3 separate regions of the Mus musculus genome follow, and all the other regions are linked to region 1. Evidence: chromatin loops called from intact Hi-C (ENCODE). Cell type or tissue: heart. All regions are shown on one strand. Region 1 overlaps Osbpl9 (oxysterol binding protein-like 9). Region 2 overlaps Osbpl9 (oxysterol binding protein-like 9). Region 3 overlaps Osbpl9 (oxysterol binding protein-like 9).

Evidence for each region. Hi-C counts contacts between places; a loop is a spot of excess contacts. Peaks named below come from ENCODE experiments on the same cell type or tissue, not always from the same donor. Only the 100,000 strongest peaks of a DNase experiment are listed, where the experiment ranks them.
Region 2: it touches region 1 in a loop (2.4-fold over the local background); 8 of 42 quality-filtered maps call a loop at or near these places.
Region 3: it touches region 1 in a loop (2.6-fold over the local background); 11 of 42 quality-filtered maps call a loop at or near these places.

Annotation. Positions count from the first base shown.
Region 1 is chr4:109,143,538-109,151,537 of GRCm38, reverse strand. The region is part of intron 3 of Osbpl9 (oxysterol binding protein-like 9); the gene reads left to right. Gm52703 (a long non-coding RNA gene) reads right to left here. Exons shown (of 3, transcript XR_003955256.1): 2 at 1,230-1,383. Among named protein-coding and RNA genes, the nearest start is that of Gm52703, 14 kb to the right of the region's middle. In heart, a CTCF peak has its summit at 3,782 (motif pointing right); a DNase peak (open chromatin) is centred at 3,767; H3K4me3 peaks cover 539 bases; H3K27ac peaks cover 1,023 bases.
Region 2 is chr4:109,068,519-109,076,518 of GRCm38, reverse strand. Osbpl9 (oxysterol binding protein-like 9) reads left to right here. Exons shown (of 24, transcript NM_001368727.1): 13 at 3,370-3,482; 14 at 3,587-3,705; 15 at 4,491-4,576; 16 at 7,985-8,000. Among named protein-coding and RNA genes, the nearest start is that of Gm32581, 6.3 kb to the left of the region's middle. In heart, no CTCF peak of the experiment used is centred here; no DNase peak of the experiment used is centred here.
Region 3 is chr4:109,085,472-109,093,471 of GRCm38, reverse strand. It overlaps Osbpl9 (oxysterol binding protein-like 9), which reads left to right. Exons shown (of 24, transcript NM_001368727.1): 9 at 1,773-1,811; 10 at 5,987-6,077; 11 at 7,041-7,145. Among named protein-coding and RNA genes, the nearest start is that of Gm32581, 11 kb to the right of the region's middle. In heart, a CTCF peak has its summit at 3,683 (motif pointing left); a DNase peak (open chromatin) is centred at 3,221; H3K27ac peaks cover 422 bases.

The DNA of each region.
Region 1 (8,000 bases):
TCTGCCTGAGCTTTCCAGGTCTGGGATTGCAGGGTGAGATACTATGCCTGGCTTAGGAAATTGTATCTTTGATGATTTAATGTGTGTAATGATTTATGACATTTTGGATATTGGGATGCTAATTATAGCAATCATTTGTTGAATGTTTATTTCATAAGAGGCATTACTTGGAATTCTACCTGTATTAAATCATGCAGCTCAAAGCTTTACAGAATAATTGCTAGTGCTATTTTTATCTTACAGTTAAGGAAACAAGGGGCTACACACCACTAACATAAAGCAGAATTGGAAATTGAACACAATTCTCAGTACCTTTAGCTTTTGAGACAGGTTTTCACAAATTCTTGGCTGGCCCAGAACTTGATCTATGGGCAGAACCTCTGATCCTCCTGCCTCTCCATCCTGAGCGCTGGAATTACGGGTGTGCATTACCTTGTCTGGTTTATGAGATGCTGAGGATCAAACCAAGAGCTTCACGCATACTGGGCAAGCTCTCTTGTATCCCCAACCCTAGCACTTGTTCTTGAGAGATGTTACTAGCTATAGTGAACTATCGTCTTACCTGGAAGGAACTAATGTAAACTAGGACCTTTATATAACAATGCAGTTTAATGCAATTACAAAATGCTATGCCCTCAATGTTCCACTACTCAGAAGCAATAGCAGCGTGGTGATAGTAAACCTATCCCAGCTATCGAATTGCTCCTAAGTAACTGATAGGAACCAGACACTTTTCCACCCACTGTGAACATTAACTGCTAACCCGCAAGTGCAGATAGCTTAGCTTCTTGTTTTAGAGTTGGAGAAAGTGAGTTTTAGGAAGCCCAAGTGGTAGAGCCAAGATTTGTGCTCAGCTCCATCTAGGTCAATGGTTCTTTCTTTCCTTTCTTTTTTTTTTTGTTTTTTTGTTTTTTTGTTTTTTGAAAACCCTGTGTAGCCCTGGCTGTCCTGGAACTGGAACTCACTCTATAGACCAGGCTGGCCTTGAACTCAGAGATCCACCTGCCTCTGCCTCCCAAGTGCTGGGATTAAAGGTGTGCGCCACCACTGCCTAGTTAGGTCAGTGGTTCTTAAAGTGTGTTTGCAGATAGAGCTTCAGCACCATGGGGGGTGTGCTAGGAATGCCTCTCTTGCCCTGTGACTCAGCAGCTCTGGAATGTGTCCTCTCCAGGGATTATAATACACTTGAAAGCTTAAGATCCAGAGGCTAGATAAGTAGCTGTACTTACATACAAGTTTACTCTTGCAACAACCTTAGAATCGTCCTCAGTGTATAGATGAGTGAGGTGTAGTGTCAAATGACTTGGTCTTGATTGTAGATTGCCCATAGTGTGCATGGTTTCATTTGTATTGAAGGGATCTCTTGGCTTCAGCAAACCTGATCTGTAAAAAAATATTTTTTTTTTAAAAGGTGAAAACTATGCATCTAGGCGTGGTGGCAGGATTGTAAGTTTGAACATAGACTAAATTACATAGTGAGGCCCTATCTCAAAAACAGGGGAGGGGGGAGCTTTACTGAGGACATCTATTAAACAGTACAAACTTTAGTTAAATTTATCTGGAATATTTTATAGTGACACAAGTTTCCTGAGATAAAATATACCACTTTTAAGGATGGAAAAGAAGCTTAAGTTAGAGCTATGTAAGTCTCCATGGAAAAAGTCACCTGTGGTTGGCCTGATAAACCACTGCTTTCAGCTCAGTCCATTAAAGCCTGATTGTTTACTAAAGTGCAACCTAGTGCTCAATACTGAAGAAAAGTATTTAATTTTTAAAAAAGTCCTATTGATCAAGTATATCAGTGCATCAGTGCTTCACTGCATTAATACCAGTCAACTTAGCACACACCCACATGGCCAAGATGCTTAGAATAGACGGTAAGTCATTAGGCTAAAGCATGGTTATAGGTTTGACTGTCTTCTACTTTGAGAGCAATGTTAGCTCAGCATTATCACCAGCGAACAGATGTCACTGTCTTGGGTTGACTTAAGATGTTTCCTCTGTTATGTTATGTTTCTGATTTTTATGTGGTAATGTTTCCAGTACAAAAAGTCACACATTTCATGTAAAGGAAGTGAATCAGCTCTAATTAATTCTGTAATTAGCTGGTTTAATTTCAGTGGTACTCGGGATATTTGTGTGGGTTGATAGAGCTGGACTCGTGTGTTGGGAGTTGGTTATATTGCTGTGGGAGGATTAGATCTCGCTAGTGTACCTATGTTCTTCTTAATTTGTTTTCTACTTTCAATCCTCCCTAGATATTTGAAATTATAATCTTCCCAAGTTTAATTATGAACTCCAGTATAGTGAGTAGCCAGTTAGACCTACCTCTCTAATCCATTTTTATTTTTGTTAGTAATTTACATTTTATTCCACAATTCATTTTTCTTACTCACTAAAATAAATTTTCAATGTAACAATCTAAGGAGAGTATTGAAAAGATGACGCTAATTATCACTCCAGTCCTTCTTCCTGAAGGGAAGAACAATGCCATTTCCTTGACCCTTCAGTCCTGTGTATGTTTAAGAACAACTTTTCCTGTGGCTACTAGGTAACTTTTATGTAGCCATGACAAGATACCTGATGGAAACAACTTAAAGGTGAGAAATCCCATTCAGCTCATGGTTTCCAAGGCATAATTAGTGTACCATGCGGTAGAGGGCATAGCAGAGCGGTAAGTGGGAATGGGGGTTTATTTGGGTTACTTCGGGAACACAGACAACTGAAGGGAAATGTGTCATGGAAAGCCACATCTCAGCATGGGCGGTGACTCTTGGAAGCTTCAGTTGCTAGAGCTCCCTGCAGGCAGTCATCAGTCTTCTGTCTCAAGCAAGTGCTGCTTATATATTATATAACCTTGGGAGGAGACCTGTGGATCTTACTTAGTAGGCAATCTTTTCAGTTTGGGGCACATTGCTTGGTGTGTGCTGGTGGAGAGAGAGAGTAAAGATTCATAATGAAAGGAACGTTTCTACAAGCCGTTAGACATATGTAGAAAACTCTAGGGTTCAATTTACTTCATCCAGTTTTGTTTTATTCTGGTTTGGTTTTTGATTTCTGGAGACTGGGTTTATCTGTGTAGCCTTGGTTGTCCTGGAACTCACTCTGACTGGATTTGAACTCAGAGATCCACCTACCTCTGCCTCCAGAGTGCTGGGATCAAAGGTGTGGCCCACCACTGCCTGGCCGCTAAGGGCCAGTTTAATGTTATGCTGGTCCTTCACAGGGATCGAACCCACCCTAGTGAGGTAGATATTTTTATCCTCACCATCCAGGGGTGGGCTTGAGGCTTGTATTAATTTGTATTTTTGGTCACACATGCAGGAAGTAACAGGGCCAAGATTTATATTGACAATTCTCATTATACAGTACTGTTTGTTTCCACCTTACTTTCTTGTGATTCTGGGTCAGTCACTCTGACTTATATTTTATCATACCGGAGCCCCTTTGTATCCACGTCACTTTCTCCCATTGCAGTATTAGTGTTTCATGGGAGTAGGTGTCGCAGGGTTCTTCTGTGCTCAGTGTATATCCAAGCAGAGGTCGACACTGCCTGGGCCCACTGAGGCAAGGTTAACTGGGACATTGGTCACATGGTAGTGAGTCACATCACAAGGCATGCTCAGTTCTGTCACCAACTATTAGGGAGGCTTGGAAGCCTAGCCACAGGACGCATGGGGATGTTCCCTGAATGGAGTTAATGACCAGGGAGTCAGACATTGACCTGTGCTCCATCTTCTTTCAGTTCTGGTCATGCTGCACAGTTCTCTTCTTACGCCAGCAGAGGGAGCAGTTCAAAGTGTTCGAGGGGAAAAAGCCCAACACATCTTCCTAGTTATTTGTTCTGTTCAGAAACTTGGTTTTCCTAGGAAAACTGAAGTGGTGCCTGAAATGGTGATGGTGCACAGTGATCTGCATAAACATAAATTGTGTTTGTCGTGAGTGCTGAATCGATGACATTCGATAGCTGTGTCTAGATTGTCTTCTAGAGGATGGGGCTGAAGCTTGTGGGACGTGCAGGGTTGTAACTACAGTCTTGATCTAGAAGTGTATCCTTTCTGAAGGAAAGGCAAAGATATTGTATTAGCAGCTTAGAGCTAAATATAGAAGAGAGAGGAAGTGGCTTGCTGCTGTTTGCCCTGAGCAGAATTCCTTGGAGAAACTGGAGCCAGAATGAAACCTTCAGATGGAATGTTGTTCTTGATAATTCAGAAATGCCTTCCCGCTTCTCCACTCCACAGGAACATGCGCACACTTCTCTTTAAGTACAAAAGCTCCCCCCCCCAGGAGCTAAAGAATGTCGTTTTTTCTAAGCATTTTATTAAAGTATAAGCATTTTATAAAGTAGCATACATTCATTATTATAATTTCTTGTAGGCTTCTGTTACTTTGTTAGGTCTTATCTAATTGATCTTGTTTATTTCAAAAGCAAACAAAAGAATTAGTAGCTGATTCATTTTTCACGTGTCACTTGCTTTGTTTTAGTCTTTTTCATAAATTTTACTTATTATTTCATTTTTATTGGCTTGTCTCACCCTGCAGTCTGGACCTGGAACTCTATCTAGACCAAACTGGCTTTGAACTGAGGGGTGATCCCCCTGACTCAGCTCTCCAAGTGCTGGTCATTCAGGCATGAGCTGCCACACCTAGCTCCTTCCTGAATTTTTTTTTTTTTTTTTTTTTTGAGAGACAGGGTTTTTCTGTGTAACCCTGGCTGTCCTGGAACTCACTCTGTAGACCAGGCTGGCCTCGAACTCAGAAATCCACCTGCCTCTGCCTTCTGAGTGCTGGGATTAAAGGTGTGCGCCATCACGCCCAGCTTTTTTTGTTTTTAAATAGGCATTGATTTCTCCTCCCCTTTTTTTCTTTATTAATCCAAGTAAAGTGATTATATCTTCCTTTCCTTTTGACCTTCTGTATGTCTCCTTGTGAGCTGAGACTTGGTTTGGCCCCTTAAAATCACCTTCTTTTGCCCCACTCTTCCCTCTCATCCCAAAATGCATTAAAGAGAAATTCTCATTTTTTCCCATAATAACATGTATTTGAATACTTCTTACTCATAAATTCAGTAAAACTTTTATTATTTTCTTAAAGACAAGTCCTGAAATATGGCTTTGGCTTACTTGATATTTGTTATGTATCCCAAGCTGGTTTTGAATTCAAATCCTCCCACCTAAGCTTCCAGAGTGCTGGGATTGCACGCAGGTATTGTACCATTAGCTTCTAGGGCTAGAGAGATGGCTCAGTGGATAAAGCACTGCCACCCAAGCTCGAGGACCTGAGTTTGGATTCCTAGAACCCATGGGAAAAGCTGGTGACAAGCTTAGCGTCAGTGAGAGACCTTGACTAACATAAGGTAGAGAGTGATTGAGGAAAATGCCTGACTTCACACATACACATATATGCATACATGTTCATGCACATATACAAATGCAGACCCCCCTACAAATGCACACACCCCATGCACAACTTGTACACGTGTGCACACACACCTACATACACATGCATGTGCATGCACACACTTTAAACAGCAAACAAACCACTTCTGACAGTTGAGGCTTATCAGATTTTAGGATTGACTACGTCAGAGGCTTTTTAAGCCATAAGTAAAAATTTTGGAGTCATCTTGGTTTTCATCTTGTATATTCTTTTGTTGTGTTTTGTTTAAGGTTTTGCTGGGCTGGCCTGGACTGACAGTCCTCTTCTGATTCCTGAGGGCTCCAGCAGTTGGGGCTTGCCAGCCCTCTTCTCTGTGTTGTGGTACTCTACCTCCAGTTTTCAAGCTAACTGAATCTTTTCTTGTTCTGTGTCTGCCTCTCCTTGTATTGTGTGATGGAAAGGCCCATCACTTTGTCCACTGGCCGCTCCTCCTCTGTCTCCTAAGTCTGTAACGTGGCTTGGGTCTTTATCCCTTCTTATGCTCACACTCACTGCCTCCCCATTACTCCCTCGCCCCCTTCTTGGTCTCTATGCTATCTGAGCAGTTTCCTGATTAATGCCTATGTCAGTTCTCTAAAACTACAGCCTTCTTAAATGTTCCTACATTCCATGTCCTAAAGTCCTTTAACCTGAAGTTAAAGCAGTATAGACAGTCCCTGCAGGAGCTAAGTGTTAGTATATATTTGCATATCAAGGATTTTTATTGAGTAAAAATGACTGAGAAGCATGTGATTGATGAATGAATAGAAAAGAGCTCATGTTTTTCATTGTCTTTGACTGAATGAGCAAACTGTCTAATATAGTGCTGACTCTGCTCTGGAGACTCACGACATTGCTTTAGATAGTCAAAACAGACGTTGTGGAGGAGAAACACATTTGTAAATATTTACATGCACATTGACAGTTTAGAGACTTCAGCTATAACTATTAATAAATCTTTGAAGGAGCCAATTATGGAAGATTTAATAAGATATCAAGCAAAAATAATTTCTTAGGAACTCTAACTTGCTGGGCCTGGTGGCGCATGCCTGTAATCTCAGTGCTTGGGAGGCAGAAGCAGACAGATCTCTTAGTTCAAGGCCAGCCTGGGTTCTATAGTGAGTTCCAGGACAGCCAGAGCTACATACATACCTTGCCTCAGTAAATAAATAGATAAACAAACAAATAAACAAATGAAAAGAAAGCCTAGTAATAAGATCAGTGACTCATCAGTTCTCATTCAGCAAATATTTTGTTGAGCAATTGTTTCCTGATGAACTTCTAGCTGGTTGGGATATGTCAAGAAGTAAAGAACCTTGCTTCTGTGGAGCCTAGTATTCAGTGGCAGGAGAGATGGACAATAAATAATAACCATGAGCTGTATGTATGTTAAAGGCATAGGCTTCTGATTGTTACTGTTAATTGTGAATTTGACAGACTGTAGAAGCAAGTCCTGGGACGAAGGCCTTTGGGCGTGCTTGTGGAGGATAATCTTGGTTGCATTCAGTGATATGGAAAGACCCATCTTAACTGTAGGCAGGACCCCCCGGGCTTGGGGTCCTGAACTGGATAAAAAGAGGAAGGGGACTGAGCCACAGCATCCTTGTTGCTTTCTGCTTGTGGGTAGATGTGATGAGCTGCTGTGAGCCCCTGCTGCCCTGACTCCCTGCTGTGACTGGCACACTGAGCTAAAATAAAACCTTTCTCCCTCAAGTGCTTTTTATCAAAGCATTTTATCACAGCATCAGGGAAAAACAAGCAAGCAAAGACAAGGCTGGTCAGGAGACTTCACTGAGAAAAGGCACCATTCTAGCAGACAAATGACCATTTGTTCTATAATTGTGAGTACCGGATTAGCTGCTAAGAAAATGATAGTGTTAGAGAATCAAGAAAATGTGGACCAGATTCCAATCCAGAACTCAGGAAGTACATAGCTGACCTAGGGAAGTTGGGGTGTGGTGTGCCACTTAACCTGGAGACTCAGTCCATGGTGACAGGGTAGGAAGACAGTGATAGCTGCTCAGTCTTGGTAGTCTTGGTCTTGTTTATCTCTTGGAGGACAGGATACCAAGAACAGCACAGAAGTGGGGAAGGCTATAACCTTCAAGTCTTCCCCTGGTGGCTTGCATCTGCCAGCTAGGCCCTACATCCCTAAGAGTCCACTATCTCCCAAAATAGTGCCACCAGCTGGGGATGGAGTGTTGAAACACATGAGAGTATGGGGCACAGTTCAGTCTGCCTATAATAATAGGCATGCCATTGTATTTTCCAGGAGATGGTACGTTACTGGAGATCGTGGGTTGTCTTATGCTTGCTCATATCCCAGACATTCACACCTCAAGCATTTGGGGGGCTCAGTAGATATTTGGGAGTGTCTGAGCAGTTAATCTTGTGAACATGGTTTTTGAGTAATATTTTATTTTGCAATAATTGTCAGAAATGAGTTCTTCCTATAAAGGTTGATTCTTCTGTTTACTTAAGTTGCAAAGCAGCCAAATTTCTACTTCCTTTTGCAAACAGGCAGTCATCTGTTCATAGTAGTTGTGTGTCTTAAAGGAGAAGAAAGCACAACATTAGGAAAA
Region 2 (8,000 bases), 75 kb after region 1:
GTGAGGAGAGTGGGGGTGTGACACTAGCTAAACTAGCACTGAGTACAGGCATGAGGGCTGGGGACAGCACAAATGGACAAAGTTATAGTGCTTAGTGTTGCATGTTGTGCCATAAACTATTAGAAATCATTACATTTTCCAAAAGAATTATACATTTTTTAAAAAATCTAACATAGTTCTTCATCTTTGCCTAGGGATGGAGAAATAGATCACTCAACAAAATCAAACAAAAAACGATGTGCCTTAATTAGTGCTTGCATAACATTACAGGGTTAGCAAATAACCATTTAGAAAAAAACTCCAAAGTAAAAACTTGATTTTCTTGTTTAAAGGTTCAGCTATTTTATATTTAAACAGAATTTAAAGAGTCTCTTAAACACTAGCTGTTTTCTTGTAAATTTCTTACTGCATTTTGTGTTTGGGGGCCGGGGCTGTACCATAGTTGCCTATGGGGGTCGGAGAACAACTTCAGGAGTCATTTTTCTCTTTTCACTGTGCACGTTCTAGGATTGAGCTCACGTCATCAGGCTTGGTGAATGTCTGTACTCACTGAGTCACACCGCCAGCCCAGTATTAGCGATCACTCTAAATGTAACAGGATTCTAAATGTCTTCTACCAATTGATAGATTTACCTGTCTTTCCACTAAAATCCTCTAAATAAAACCTTAGTCACACATGATGAGCTCTTTGCAATGTCACCCAAGGTTTCAGGTCTAATTTAAGGTGACTCTGACATGTTCATGATTAACTCCATCATAGGCATGTGAACAACTTAGGCCCCCTCCCACTCCTCCCTCTTTTTGGTCCCCCCCCCTTGTTTCCTGCCCCCTAATACACAGTGCATGAACCTACCATTTGAAATGACCCAAATGTAAACCCTGAGTCCAGTCTGACATCCTGGGCTGCTCCTTCCCTGCGTCTTATGCTCTCCTTGGATATCCTCAGCCTGGGTCTGAAACTCATGAAGAAGATAGATACTTTGGGCCAACCTGGGTTCTTTGCTTTTTTGTTTTTATGTACTTACTTTGTTTGTTCGTGATGTGGCCTTAAATACTCTCAAACTGGGTATGTAGGCTAGCACTGCACATTGTCTCCTAGCCTGGCCCTGTTTGAGTAGGGTATTCATGGTCCTGTTGCCTGTCATCTGGGCTTTGAGTTGTGACAACTGTCACTGGCTACTGCCTGAGGTCAAATTTTTGTCCTTATGTGTTTCTCTGTGTATCTCAGATGGAAGAGTGTTCCAGAGCCTATGTCTTTTGTTATTGTTACCCAGCTCCTCGGGAACACATAGACCATATAACTGGCCAATGTGGTTCCCTGTCTGTACATCAGAATAGAGTGCATGTTGGAAAGAACTTGTGCTAGAGGTGCCTGATTCAAATCACGCCTCCGCTCTGCCTTTAGGGTCCATCAGACCTTCATTGCTGTTTTGTGCATCTCTGTGTTCTCAGAATGTTCATGCTTCTCTGGGCAGGTTATTGTAAATGCTCCATAAGTTATACTAATTTCCTTATGAGCTTGGATGTACAAGCAAAGTTCATGACCTCATTCTTTGCTCTGTGGAATGGCTGGAAATTGGTCCCATGCTTCTGTTTGTTTCCACCTTGAAACTAAGCGTCTAGCGTGTCATAACTAGTCTGCAACCATTGGTAAAAAGGAAAGGCACCACAGACCTTTGGAATTCTATCAGAATAAATCTCATGTTTTATAGCAGGTGGGGTTTAAAGATTAATTTGGTGTAAATCTGGTATAAAGTTGACTTAGCTTAAAAGATTGGCTATATTTTGATGATATGCCAAAGAACCAAATATTGTGACAAGAATTCTCATACACTTCTTTCATGTAAAAATAATTTCATTTCTTACCTGGGTCTTTCATTCATTCCATTGCTTCTTAAAATTAGTGACATATGCTTTATAGCCCCTTATGATACATATTAATGCTAAATTAGCCAAGAAGCAGTACGTAACTAATTACCTAAGGATTTTTTGCAAAATAATTGAAACAAGGTCACCTAGGCAACTATTTTTAATTTAGGATACATGCATACTCTAATCTTAATTTTTAATATATTAATTTCAGCAGAGCCCAGGAGATTTTTAGGTGGTGAAAGTCGTCTGCACATGCCATTGTTCACGTGTCTCACGTACTTCGGTGTTTAACAGTGGGGTGAAGCCTGAACTGAGTGCTCTGGGTGATCTATAGAAGCAGAGGTTGGATCTGTCTGCTGCTCTGGTGCTGGGCATTGGTGGGAGGCTGTGTGCTGCAGGGCAGGGGTGTGAGCACCGTGCACTGCGGAGCATTTCTGCTGGGAAATAGTTAAGGTTCTTACAGATTGAAAAATGACAACAGTAAACTATTTAACTAGAGTCTATAATGTATATCGTTCACAATGATATGTAAAAAGACAGTGTTCTGTAGCATTCTAAGTGTCTGTATTATGAGAATTTTGGTTGATGTTTTTATACTTTACATAATTGCTTGCCCTGACAATTTTTTTTTTGAGACAAAGTCTTATTATATAGCCCTAGCTGGCCTGGAATTCTCAATGTACACTCAACTGACCTAAACTCACAGAGAATGGCTTGCCTCTGCCTCCCAAGTGTAGGGATTAAAGGTCTGTGCCAGCATGCCCAGTTGGTTATTTAATTTATATATGAAATTTTAGGTAGATACTGATAATTTTTAGAGAAGGCTCTTTTTAGACCTTCTTAAACCTGCTAATAAAGTCATCTTCTTACCATAACCTGCTGAGACAGTTTTATGCCAGTAAATTGCCATAAATATATTTGTAAAAAATATGCTTTAAAATGTTATTTCAAATTTATGTTGAGAAAAAGTATTAATCCTCTGTGGACTTTGCTCAAGGATCTTAGAAAATAAAGACAGGAACCCAAGACTTACAATGGATTATGTTGTTGTTTTGATTTTTGCAGAGTCACACTCTTGTAGTTCAGGCTGGCCTCAAACTCAAAACAATTCTCCTGCCTCAGCATCACAAAAGATGAAGGTCATAGGTGTGACCCATAGCTCCAAGCTTGAACGGTTTCTCTTTTTGAGGAAATTGCCAGTCACTAGATCACCTCCATGTGCACAGAGAAGTGAGGAAGTGAACTCAAGTTTCAGATTTGGATGCAGAGATCTCCCTGCCTCCATCACTGCCTTCAGCTAGGCTCGTCCTGTGCACAGAGCGCAGGCTCAGTGTGGAATGTGCAGGTAGCTGCTCGTAGGAGCCTGGCTGTTTCTGCCATCTCTCTGTGTACTGATTTCAATTAACTGTGCATCAACATCTGCCTTCCACGTTGCTCTCTTTCACTAAAAAAAACTGACCTCTTTCACTATTTATTCTTTTTTTTATTATTATTCAGTTCTTCTGGATCTGCCTCAGTCTTGACACACAGCAGCTCCGGAAATAGCTTAAAACGCCCAGATACCACAGAGTCTCTGAATTCCTCCATGTCCAATGGCACAAGCGATGCTGGTGAGGAGCCTCTGAGAACTTGGTTTTCTTAGAAATTTTGGCAGTCCTGGCAGGGCACCTCCACTCAACCCAAAGCCAGCCTAAGCTGAGCCGTTCTGTTGCAGATCTTTTTGACTCACATGACGACAGAGATGATGATGGGGAGGCTGGGTCAGTGGAGGAGCACAAGAGCGTTATCATGCACCTCTTATCACAAGTCAGGCTGGGGATGGACCTCACAAAGGTAAGAGCCAGTGTGCATTCCCTCCGCTCATGCGTGGACTGAGTGGGTGGTTGAGCGCTCTTAGATGAGCGGCATGGTCCTGTGTGTGTTTTGCTTATCTCGTGTGTAGTGTGCATGGAGATGAGTGAACTGAGCGTTTCTGTGGATGATCAAAAGACAGTGCTCAGAGATGACCGCGGGTGGGCTGTATGGATTAAGAACGGAGCTGATTGGCAGTCAGTGAGAAATCCTTGCCAGCCTCACCATATTTAAATTCATGCTCTCCAGCATGACCATACCTCTTTAAAATTAAAACTGGAGTCTGATAGAATTCATACTAATTTAGGCCAGTATCTGTCACACTCAGGTTTTGTGTTTCAATCTAGGGGAGGGGATTGGTGTCCCCTGTCCTCTAAGAAGCAACTTGATAAATTGTTTCTTAGCTCTGCCTTCTTCCTAGTCCCTCAAACAGAGCACCAATGTCTTGTGTGATGTTTGTCATATTTCATCTAAGCTATAAGTGCTGGTGTCACAGGAACAGCAGAGGTTTGCGCAGAGGAACGTGGAAGCATTCAGAGCCCCTCTAAGTTCCACATCTGCTGGGCAGGCCTTCTGATCTGGGACATCTTGGGAAGTGGTTCTGTAAAGCGTAACTGGGGCCTGTGGTGGGTGTGATGGGATGGATGAGGGCTTTCGGCGTAACTGGGGCCTGTGGTGGGTGTGATGGGATGGATGAGGGCTTTCGGCAGCGCAGAGTCTGGGTCTCATGCAATCTGATTCTCAGGAGGCAAACATCTGTTTTACAGGTAGTTCTTCCAACGTTTATTCTCGAGAGAAGATCTCTGTTAGAAATGTATGCAGACTTTTTCGCACATCCAGACCTGTTCGTGAGGTAACTGACTGAGCATAGTGGGTTGTAATCTTTAAAGACGCTGCTGCTCGTTAGCTTTCTGTGCAGGTAGCACAACTGGACCCTTCTGTGTCCTCTCGGGGTTTGGGTAGTTAAATCTTCTGAGGGTATGCTGCTTATGTGGCCAAGGGGTTAGTAGGCCATCAAGTGAGCCACCTACAGAACTTTAAAGTCTATTAATAGGTAGGCAACTAGAATTTCAAAGGGCAAAGCTATGAACCTACTTGAAATTCACGTAATCTTGCTCAGCAAACCTTTCTAAAGCACGTGTCATTTGGCAGGTACTTGTTACAACCTGAAGAGAGGAGGAGTTTGAAAGTCCAGTTATAGACCGAATTGTGAGCTGTAATGTAATAATGTAAAGCCTGTAGTCCGAGCTGCTCCCACGGGGAAAGAAATCAGCAGAGAGAGGCTGATAAGGGTTCGTTGCTCTTGACTGGCAGCAGGCAGACTGTCTTAGTTCTCTGACTACATCCTTTGTGTGGGAGAATCAAAGCTTCCGGAGGCCAGCTGCACACACTGAGGTTTCGTAGTAGATGGACATACTAGCTAACAACAGAAGGGGCGGGGTGGGGGAGGAGAGCCAGAGGGACATGTAAGAGAACCATGTAACCAGCTCTTTTTTTTTTTTTTTTTTTTTTTTGATAAAGTAGGGTTTTTTTATTTCATTGTAACCAGTTCTTAAAGTGCAGAAATGTTGAACATCTATGGCAGTGATAAATCTGATATATAATTGATAGGTGAGTCCATTGGCAATGCTGTCAGGGGTATCAAGTGCATCATGACAGTAGCTTTCATTTATGGAACTTTAAAGTCTGTTTTCCTCAGAAGAACCACTTTAGAGTTTAAGAGTACAACTAAAACATGAATAAATCAGATAAAATGGAATACTAGAAATACATGATTAACTCCAGAAAGGAAGAACGAGTAAATAATGAGTCAAGGACAAAGGGGACAGGTCGAAGACAATCCCAGTTAACTGGTAGGTGTGCCGGTAGGACAAACACATCCTCTGTCAGAGGAGACAGCAGTTGTTGAAGTAGATTTAAAAAAAAAAAGCAAAATGTATCATTATGCCATTTGGATAGTGCTTGCTTAAAACTAAAAGGCCATGATTGAAGATGTTGCTTGGTGGTAGCGTGTGTACCCTACAAGTGTGAGACCCTTGCTTTTTTTATCTCTAATATTGCAAACAATAACAACTAAAATGACACTACAGCACTTGAGGGCTGAGGAGATGGCTTAGTGCGTAAAGAGTGCTTCCTGCGCAACCTCAAGCACCCACACAAAGCAGGGCATGCTCACATGTGCCTTGTGCTGTGGGAACAGAGAAGGGAGTTGTCCAGGCTTGCTGGCTGCCAGCCTGTATCCAGGTCTACTTACAGACGTTATCTCAAGGATGAGGCAGAGAGTAATAGAGGACATCTAACATCCTCCTCTGGCCTGTAAGACTTCTCTTAGGCTCACATATCTGCACACCTGTCTGTATGCACCACACACATTTATCTTACACACACACACACAAACCTCAAAAAGGGGGGAAATACCATATGTCTTAGTCTCTGTTCTGTTGCAATGAAGGGACACCATGACCAAGGCAAGTCTTTTAAATCATTTAATTGGGTGCTTGCTTACAGTTTCCAAGGGTTAGCCCATTATTATTATCATGGTAGGGAGTGTAGTGGCAGCAGACGGTTGTTACACTGGAGAAGCAGCTAAGAGCTTTACATCCTAATCTGCAGGCAGACAGAGACTGGGCCTAATGCTGGCTTTCGAAGGCTCCACGCCCACCTCCTCCAACAAGGACGCACTCCTAATTCTTCTGAGCAGTTACGACTGGGGACTGAGCTTTCGAGCATACGAGCCTGTTAGGGCATCCTTAGTCAAGCCAGCACACCATGGGAAGCACTGAGCACAGCAAAGTTGTTGTAGCTGTTTTAGTATCAGAGGAACAAAGAAGATAAATGTGCTGTAGCCCAGCATTTGGGAGGTAGAGGCAAGGTCATTGCTGTAAGTTAGTAACCAACAAGCAGGCAAAGTAAGCACCAAGCCAGCCTGGGCTAAAGAATGAGACCCTATCTCAAAACAAAGAAGATACATAACCAGAGACAATTTGTAATGATAAAAGAATAAAAGAGCCGGGTATGGTGGCGCAGGCCTTTAATCCCAGCACTCGGGAGGCAGAGACAAGCGGATTTCTGAGTTCGAGGCCAGCCTGGTCTACAAAGTGAGTTCCAGGACAGCCAGGACTACACAGAGAAACCCTGTCTCGAAAAACCAAAAAAAAAAAAAAAAAAAAAAAAGAATAAAAGAATGAAAAAAATATATGTATATATACATACACACATATACGTATATATAGTATGTATGTGTATATATTTTTTTCTTGATAAATTCATTCTTTCATTTTGTATATATGTATATATATGTATGTGTGTACACATACACTCACACACACAGCTTCCAGCTACATACAGCAGGCCTGGAGTATAGCCCAGTAGTAAGGTGATCCCCTAGCCTGTGTGAAGCCCTCACATGACTGCCAGGACCCCATACCAAACAAGAATAACCACAGGGAGAAGAGAGTCAGCCAGTCCCTCCGGAGCTGCTGGAGAGCCACCCCAGGACATCAGTAAGGGCTGGAGAGAGCTCTGAGGTTGAGAATACTGGCTGTTCTTCCAGATCCCAGCCATCTGTAGCTCAGTCACCTTAGTCTAGTTCCAGCGGATCCAACACCCTCTTCTGGCCTCCACTGGCACCAGGCATACGTATGGTACACAGACATAAATGCAAGCAAACCACTAATACATAAAGTAATAAAGTTTACAAAGAAAGCCAGCCTGTAGAATCTCTGAACAAATTAAAATTAATTATTATTATGGTTTTTGGCCATAAAAGAATTAAACTAGCTGGATGTGGTGGCAATAAGCCACCTATAATCCCAGACTCAAAAGACCTAGACAGGAGAATCAAACTCAAAGCCAATATGGCCACAGACTAAAACCTCTCTCAAAAGCAAACAATGATTAGATTATTGGTTGGCAGTGTGGGATGTGGAAAGTCTGTCAGTGAAGCAGCGCACTTGGCTTGCAATCCAAGCAAAGATGTGGCCCCAGAAACTAGCAGCAGTATTTACCTCAGGAGGGCATGTAGCATACAGAGGGAGCTGGGGATGAAGGGAGACGCTGTGTAGCTAAGTGGATATAAACATCTGCTAGAGTCTTCTAACCAAACACTGAGGGGAATGCATTAGTTATGTGTGTTGTGCCTTGGTGTCAAACTGGAATTGGTATCCAACTGGTATCCACTGGTCCATGTGGCTCTAGGTAGATCATTCAGTGTGTGTCCTGCCAAAAAGTGGAACATCACATTTGTCCTTGTCTCTTCCAGCATTAGTGATCAGAAG
Region 3 (8,000 bases), 58 kb after region 1:
TGGTACCACCTACGGCGAGCTACTCCCCCCCACCCCAGCCCCCCCCCCCCCGCCTTGCCCCCATCGGTCATTAATCAAGAATGTGCTCTGCAGACTCTCCTGCAGGCACTCTGATACAGACAACTTCTCAGTTGAGTCTCCTCTTCCCAGATACATCTAGGTTTGTGTCAGTCAGCAGAAGCCCTCCAGGACACTGTACTTACATTATGTACTTGAGTAAGACAAGGATTATATTCCTTTTATCTTAAAAACTTGGTTTTAGCAACAAGTTTGGTGGTATGCACACCTTTGATCTAACACTTAGGCTGTCTCTGTGAATCTGAGAACAGCCAGGTCTTGTTAGACAGAGAACCCCTGTCTCAAACAAACAAACAAACAAACTTGGTTTTGTATCCTTAAATACTTTCCTGTATTTTCTCATATCTTCATGAAAACTCTGAAATAAGGGGCTGGAGAGATGGTTCAGCAGTTAAGAGCACTGGCTGCTCTTCTAGAGGTCCTGAGTTCAATTCCCAGCAACCACATGGTTGCTCACAACCATCTATAGTGAGATCTGGTGTCCTCTTTTGGCCTGCATGCATGCAGAATTCTGTATGCATAATAAATAAATCTTTTCTAAAAAGTACATTAATTATATTACATAAGCTTAACTTTGAACATTTTTAGAGGTTTTTTTGTTTCCTCCAGTTTCTCTCAGTATGTTCTTCTTCCAGAGATCTCTGATGGCTTCCTAGATGGTACTAAACCAGGTGATGCTCTCTCATCCCTGCAGATGAGGCCATCCTGTGAGACTACTACACCGTTGATGTGTGTGTTGGGCAGAGCCTGAGAGAGGGCAAGTGGGAAGGAGGAGCCCAGAACAGAAGAGTCCAGGGTAGTTATCTAAGAGAGTGAATTGTGTGGGGCAGCGTTGATTGGGAGCTCACCTCTAGCACAGTATCAGTCCAGCGCTGACAGTCATGCTGCCTGTGGGCGTGGAGGTGGAGTTCACTTAGTAATGTATCTGCCACACATGCACCCATTCCTGGGGACCATCCCCAATTGCCTGTAAACCTGGTGTGGGAGTGTGAGCCTGTAATTGGATGTAGGAAGATCAAGAATTCAGGGTCATCGTTTTAGTCCAGCCTAGGACACATGAGGCCCTGTTTCAAAATCCAAACAAACAGGCCAAAAAACCCTGTAACCGAGTTATTGATAGAGTAGGTGGATTAACATACATGAACTACTTGCCAGGTAGTATTAGTTGTTACATCATCATCCCATGCATACAACTGTTCAGGTTATTGAGACAAAAATTAGAATGTATGATTCTGAAAAGCAGATATGTGAGTCCTGCTCATCGTTGATTTTTCAGATACTATTTTACATAATGGTCATACGTGTAAAGTGGAGTAGAATTAGGAATTGGGAAGAGTTGGCATAACTTATGTAAAATTGAAACTTAGAAAATTTGAGTCTTCATCCTTACTTCTATTAGCGTATCTGTAAGTAAGTAGGGTACCTCACTGAGCCTGTGTCGCGGTACTGTGGCCAAGGCCTCTGGAAGGGACTGTCAGAGGACTGTTCTTCCCTCCTGTTGGTTGTCTCACCATGGTAGAATTGTGTCTGGTTAAGAATGAGCGTACATGAAAGGGGGGGCTCCGTGGAAGCAGAGAAGTCAGGTTCTCACGTCGTTGCTTACCTAGTAAAAGAAGCTTTCTTGTTAGGAAAAGTACACACGCCGTGACTAAAATGTGAGAATGAAGTTAATATCTTTAACATTTTTCCTTAAGGACCAGAGTAATGCGGAGCAGCACGCAGATGGAATTATAGTAAGTCTAATGCAGTCTTTGCTCCTTTGCTCCTGCAGAGCCTTATAACCAGCCTGCCAGGAGCAGCCTGAGCCTGTTCACTTCTCAACGCAAACTCCTCTCTTCACATGCTCACTGCTTCTTGTTTTTATCTCGCAATCTTCCTTGAGCTCCTAACGTTGGCCATCTTTCAACAATCATTTGGAGGGGAAATGACAGTCTTAAAATTGTTCTAAGTATTGGTTCTGTGAATGAGTCACTTTGCATGTGTCAACTTGAAGGGTTAATTAACTTTCATGATGCGTCTCTCACTAAGCTGCATTGCTTATGAAACATTGTCTCAGATGAAAGGGGGAGTGTGTGCAATATCAGAACAGACCTTCATCTATTAAATGTTTGTATTTATATGTTCCCCTCTGTTTCCTGTTTGGACTTGTTATTAGTACCATGTTGCATAATGTATTCTTGGTAGGACACAGAACATGAATTCTTGCACATAGATATTTTTTCTTCAGCTTTTTACCTTTCAATTACTCTTTTTTTTTTTTTAGATTTTTTTAAAAGATTTATTTATTTATTATATGTAAGTACACTGTAGCTGTCTTCAGACACTCCAGAAGAGGGAGTCAGATCTCGTTACAGATGGTTGTGAGATACCATATGGTTGCTGGGATTTGAACTCCAGACCTTCGGAAGAGCAGTCGGGTGCTCTTACCCACTGAGCCATCTCACCAGCCCTCAATTACTCTTTAACATTTCATTTATAAATAAGAAAAATTTATGGCAAGATTTCTCAGCTGGTAATCAAAGATTTTAATGATTTATAGTTGGAAGGCTGGGAGCCTGCCCTGAAGGTATGAGGGCCAGAGTTTGGATTCACTACACCCGCCTGAAAGCCAGGGATGGTGGCATGCACCTATAGCCTTGCACTGGGAGTAGGGGAGAGGCCAAGTGAGAGAGGAAAGCAACCACTGTTGGCTTCTGGCCTCTGTGTACAGGAGCAGAGCATGCGCGCACAAACACACACACACACACACACACACAGATACTCACTATATATACACACATAAATAAGCCACAGGCTGTAGTTTAATAGTTGTACTGACCTGTGTTGACTAGTCCTAGAGTTGAGCTGTGGATGTCATTCCGTTGACAGTTCTTGCTTAGCAGGCATGGAGCCCTGGGTTTGATTTTATTTTTTCCCAGCAGCACATCAACTAGATGTATGGTGACACTTGTGATGCTAGCTCTCAGGAAGCAGAAGCAGGAGGATCAGGGGTTCATGAGTACAGTAGAGAGTCTGAGGGCAGCCCAGCCTACAAGAGATTTCTCTCAAGAGAGAAGCAGAAACTGTTCTTAAAACAGTAAGCAACCTCTTTATCCTGAAGCTCAGTGTCAACTCGGCTAAGACCCAGAGATGACATGTTAGAACCTTGACAACCTTATCGTGCCTGGGGGCGGGGCGGGGGGAGTGAGCTTGTTGACTTTATATCTAGTCACCGACTGAGACTCTTGAGTTACTCAGCTGCTCCAGTCTCAGTACTGACATGTGTAACAACCTGAAGGGTTTTTATGTCTGCATGTTGGTGTAAGGTACAGTAGGCACATTCATTAGCTATGCACTTTGTATATTTTATTTACACATTGCTTTGGCATGGATTTATTAATGTCCGAACAGATTACAGTTGAGGGTCACTTGTATAAACATCCTTCTAAAAGGAAGTTGTAGAATGACTTTTTTTTTTAGCTGAAATTGGTATCTTAAGATAAACATAGGCGGGGGCTGGAGAGATGACCCAGTGGTTAAGAGCACTGACTGCTCTTACAGAGATCCTGAGTTCAATTCCCAGCAACCACATGGTGGCTCACAGCCATCTGTAATGGGATTGGATGCCCTCTTCTGGTGTGTCTGAAGACAGCTACAGTGTACTCATATACATAAAATAAATAAATCTTAAAAAAAAAGATAAACATAGGCAAAACAAGAAAAGGTAAATTTTTAATCTATGTGCTATCAAAAAGGCAAAATTACAACAGACTTTATTATAGATCTAATTAGTTTATCTGTGATTCATAGACTTTGAAGTCTCTATTTAAGAAGGATGGGCTCTACAAGACAGTGTCAGAAATAGTGAGTTTTATAAGATGACAGGCACTGGACAACACTGATTACAACCTCTAGTTATTTTTTTCTTATAATCTGGATCAAAGCAGACCCAGGCAAGCTTGAATTTCCTCTGAAGAGGAGGAAGTGGCAGGTTTCAGCATCCGCCTGTTTCCTTGGCATTTCAGTTGGATCGGGTGGCACTGAGCCTGGCTGAGTCCATTTGGCCTTGCTCCATTTAAGGCCTCGTGCAAGGAGCTCAGTCCAAAATACCCACTTTTCCTATTTCTTAGAAATCCAGTTTATTTTTGTTTTTGTGGTACTGGGGATTGAGCCTAGGGCTTTGCATATCTAACAAGCTCCTTACCATCGAGCTGTGTTCCCCAGCCATCGTTTCTACCTGCTGCGCTCAGGACCGGATCTCACTTAAGTTGTGCTTGAACACAGTCTGTAAGCTCTTATAGGCCCTGAGCTTGGGATCCACCTGCCTCCATTTTCCAAGTAGCTGGGATTATAAGCTACTGCCAGTGGATTAGACTAAATTCCCATGATTTGTTTTGTAATGCAAAGAAGTTTAAAGGTTTTTGTAAAATTTGTTTATTTGACAAGCCCACTATTAGAATATTTCAATTGGAAGAAAGATTTCATCTAAAAAGTTGAATTCCAGTCCCTGATTCTAAAGGGTATTTCATTGACTCTTCAATGGGAAGGATAGTACATTTTCATTCATGTGGATCAGAGTTTTGGTGAAGGAAATTTTCCCTTGTTTAAGTCTTGGTTACTGTCCTGGGATGGAGCCTGGGCCTTACACGTGCTAGGCGAATACTCTACCACTCAGCTGCAACCCAGTCCTTTGTGCCACACCAGGAACTAATTCATTCTCAGAACAGCTGCAAGGCTCATTGGAGCTTCCTAAGTTACTAGAACGAATTCCAGACGTGAGCATAGAATCATAAGGTAGTGATCACAAGCCTTTAGTGTGGTGGTTCTCAACCTTCCTAATGCTGCAGCCCTTTAATGCAGTTCCTCGTGCTATGGCACCCAACCATGAATGGTAACTGTTTCTTGGAGATAGCCGTTTTTCAAGAGGTCATGAGTCACAGGTTGAGAACTGCTGCAGTAGAGGCTGTGTAATTCCAGCTCTTGTGTTTTATCTACGGGGAAAACTGAGGCCCAGAGAGGATGAGGGGCTTAAGGAGTTTAAGCAATTATTCAAGAAATTAGAGTTCCAGGTCTGTGTTTTAGTACATTCCCTAACTCACTGTACTGGAATTCTTGCTTGCTTATTAAGGATTCTTTTCATGGTGCCATTTGTCCTTCGGTTTCAGTTAATATCTATGGCAACTAGAATCAGAATTCGTATTTTCAAAATATTTAAGAAAATAAGATTGAGCAGCTTTTTAAAATAGGGAAAGGTTTTGTGCCTGAAAATAATTTAGACATTAAATGACAATACTAAAAAAGAGAAATCCCGTTACCATGCACAGACCCAGCGTGAGGGACATCATGCCGTCAGATTAATGTCTTGGTTTGGAATCAGAGAAATCTACATTCTTGTCCTTGCCCTAACATTGCTGTCACATGGCTGAGCACCCCGCCCTAGTATGTCCTCAATGAGGGCTTCAACATACCCAGTCCAAGGCAGCACATGGTGGAGTTTATAGCCAAGCGCCATAGTTAGACATGGTGTGTGGTGCCGTGTGCTGCTCAGTGCTGGGCAGGAGGTGAGGTTGGGCCAGTGCCGACCGTCGTTTGGTGACCGGTGCAGTGTTAGTAGGATGCCCTGGAGAGCTAAGAGTTGGGAGTGCGGAGTTGGACTGTGGTAGTTGTTTGGCTTTCTGACCTTGCAGGTTTCTCATTTAGCTTCCTGCTGTGACAGTGAGTCAGTCATTTTTCTTCCTGTCTGTGCTCTTTTGGGAGAAATTCTTACGCCTCTGTATAAAAAGATACATCTCCCCTTTGCACTTTGACCAATCACCTAATTACTATCCTGTGGATTGTGTTGTTGGAACTGTGGCATTTTATTTGTTTGGGTGGGTCAGCATGAAAGGACATCTAATTAAAAATAACTCTGCTGTGTTTCTTATCTCAGAGTACTATTAATCCTGTAGATGCAATATACCAGCCTAGTCCCTTGGAACCTGTGATCAGCACAATGCCTTCCCAGACTGCCTTACCTCCAGGTACAGTATTCGGAACCATATTTCACAGAGTAATAGATAAGAAAAACTTAATTTGATAATCACAGTAATCCTAGAGTTTCCATATATTTTGAAAATAATAGCAGTCACAAAGTAATATAGCTGGAAATGAGCTGGGAGAAGAAGAATGTATCTTTAGTGATGTTTTGAAGTAGAAGGAAGTAGTTTTGGTTTTCAGAGGTGGTAGACAGCATAGCAGTGAAGGTGCAGGTCTACTGGTAGGACTGAATTCTGTGACTCTGAATTCATAGACACCAAGAAAAATTGATACTGCTGACTTAGTTAAGTGTAACCCGGGAATATGTAAATGTGGGGTACTCTTTTTTAATTCTGAACAATATAAATATTTTACCACAGTGGATGTTAATGAGAAAGGGAATATGTGTGAAGTGTAAGATGCTACTAGTTGAGAGGAGAATAATTAGTACAATTTAAAGGAAATAAAATTAACGAAAGCCAGGTATATTGGCTCTTACCTGTGGTCTCAGCATGTAGGAACCTGAGGTAGGAGGATCCCCAAGAGTTGAAGCTAACCTGAGCTGAGTGAGATCTTTTCTCAAAAATCTGTTAGTTACACCATACGTCTCTGTGTTTTCGAATGATAGTAAGGCCAGAGATTATGCCACACATGAAGTCTTATATGAATTTCTACTCCTTCAGAAAATAAGCTTGTTATTACTTAGCATTGATGGGGGGAGGGGGGGCTCTGTCTGATCTTCTGTGGTTTGAGTTTCAGAAGCACTGTTGTGCTGGGTGTTGGCTGTCCTGGCTGGCTCTGCTGATGCTCAGAGTGTCAGGGACTGAGAGGCTGGAGGCATAAAGAGAAACATTAATTTGAATTACTGTAGAAAAATTCATATGTCAGAGTTTTATATTCTAAATAGTTGAGGCTATTGAGTATGTGTTGGGCTGTTCTTCTAACTTATTTCACATATTCAAATCTAGAACCCGCTCAGTTGTGTAAGTCAGAGCAGCGTCCATCTTCCTTACCTGTTGGACCTGTGTTAGCTACCTTGGGACATCATCAGACTCCAACACCAAATAGTACAGGTACAGATCCGGGTAACCTTCACTTCTTATAACTTTCCATTAACGTGTGAGATTTATGTTTGGCTCCCAGTAGGGAAAAGGATGAGGGACTGTAATAGCTGCTGACATTAGCAATAACTTAGTTTTTCATTGCAGTCCACCTTAAAGTGGGTAGTTTTGTAATTGAGCCAAGAATATTAGTAATTATAATTTAATTTTTAATATAGGGCTTTGTTTGTGTACCCTCTGCTTGGGCTTCTGATTGAATCTTTTTTTAAAAAAATAAATTGCTCACTTGAGACTTGCACACTGTCTCATGGACAAGGAGTGTGACAGTGTAGGAGTGCAGTGACTGGAAGTAGGAAGGCCTGGCAACACTCTCGTTCATGTGCTGTGTGTCCACCTGCACTGTCACTCTGTCCTGACCACAGTGGAGTCATCTGCTTCTTGACTGGCTTTCAGCAGAGAGGCAAGCACTGCCCTTCTTACGTGGTCACCTCGGGGTATTAAGGGTTTGCCACTGACATAGGTGATCCCAGGGCTTTCTTAGTAGGGCAGTGAGTCACTGCTCACCTTTGACCCATGTACTTTTTAGGAAACATTTATCAGTCTCACTTTTATCAATTTTGTAGTATTAAATATGTCATTTTAATTTACATTTATTTATAGTCATCTTTACCCTTTCTATGATATACAGGGCTACACCAATGTTAGGTACTAAATTTATTTCTTGTTTTAAAGTTAATTAACTTTGCATCTTGTTAACTGTAGAACCAGACACAAGAAAATGAACTTAGAACTTTTGACTCTGTTAAATGAGGACGTTTAAAGAGTATATATAGGTCCTGGTGAGCAAGTGGGACCCTGACATTTCTT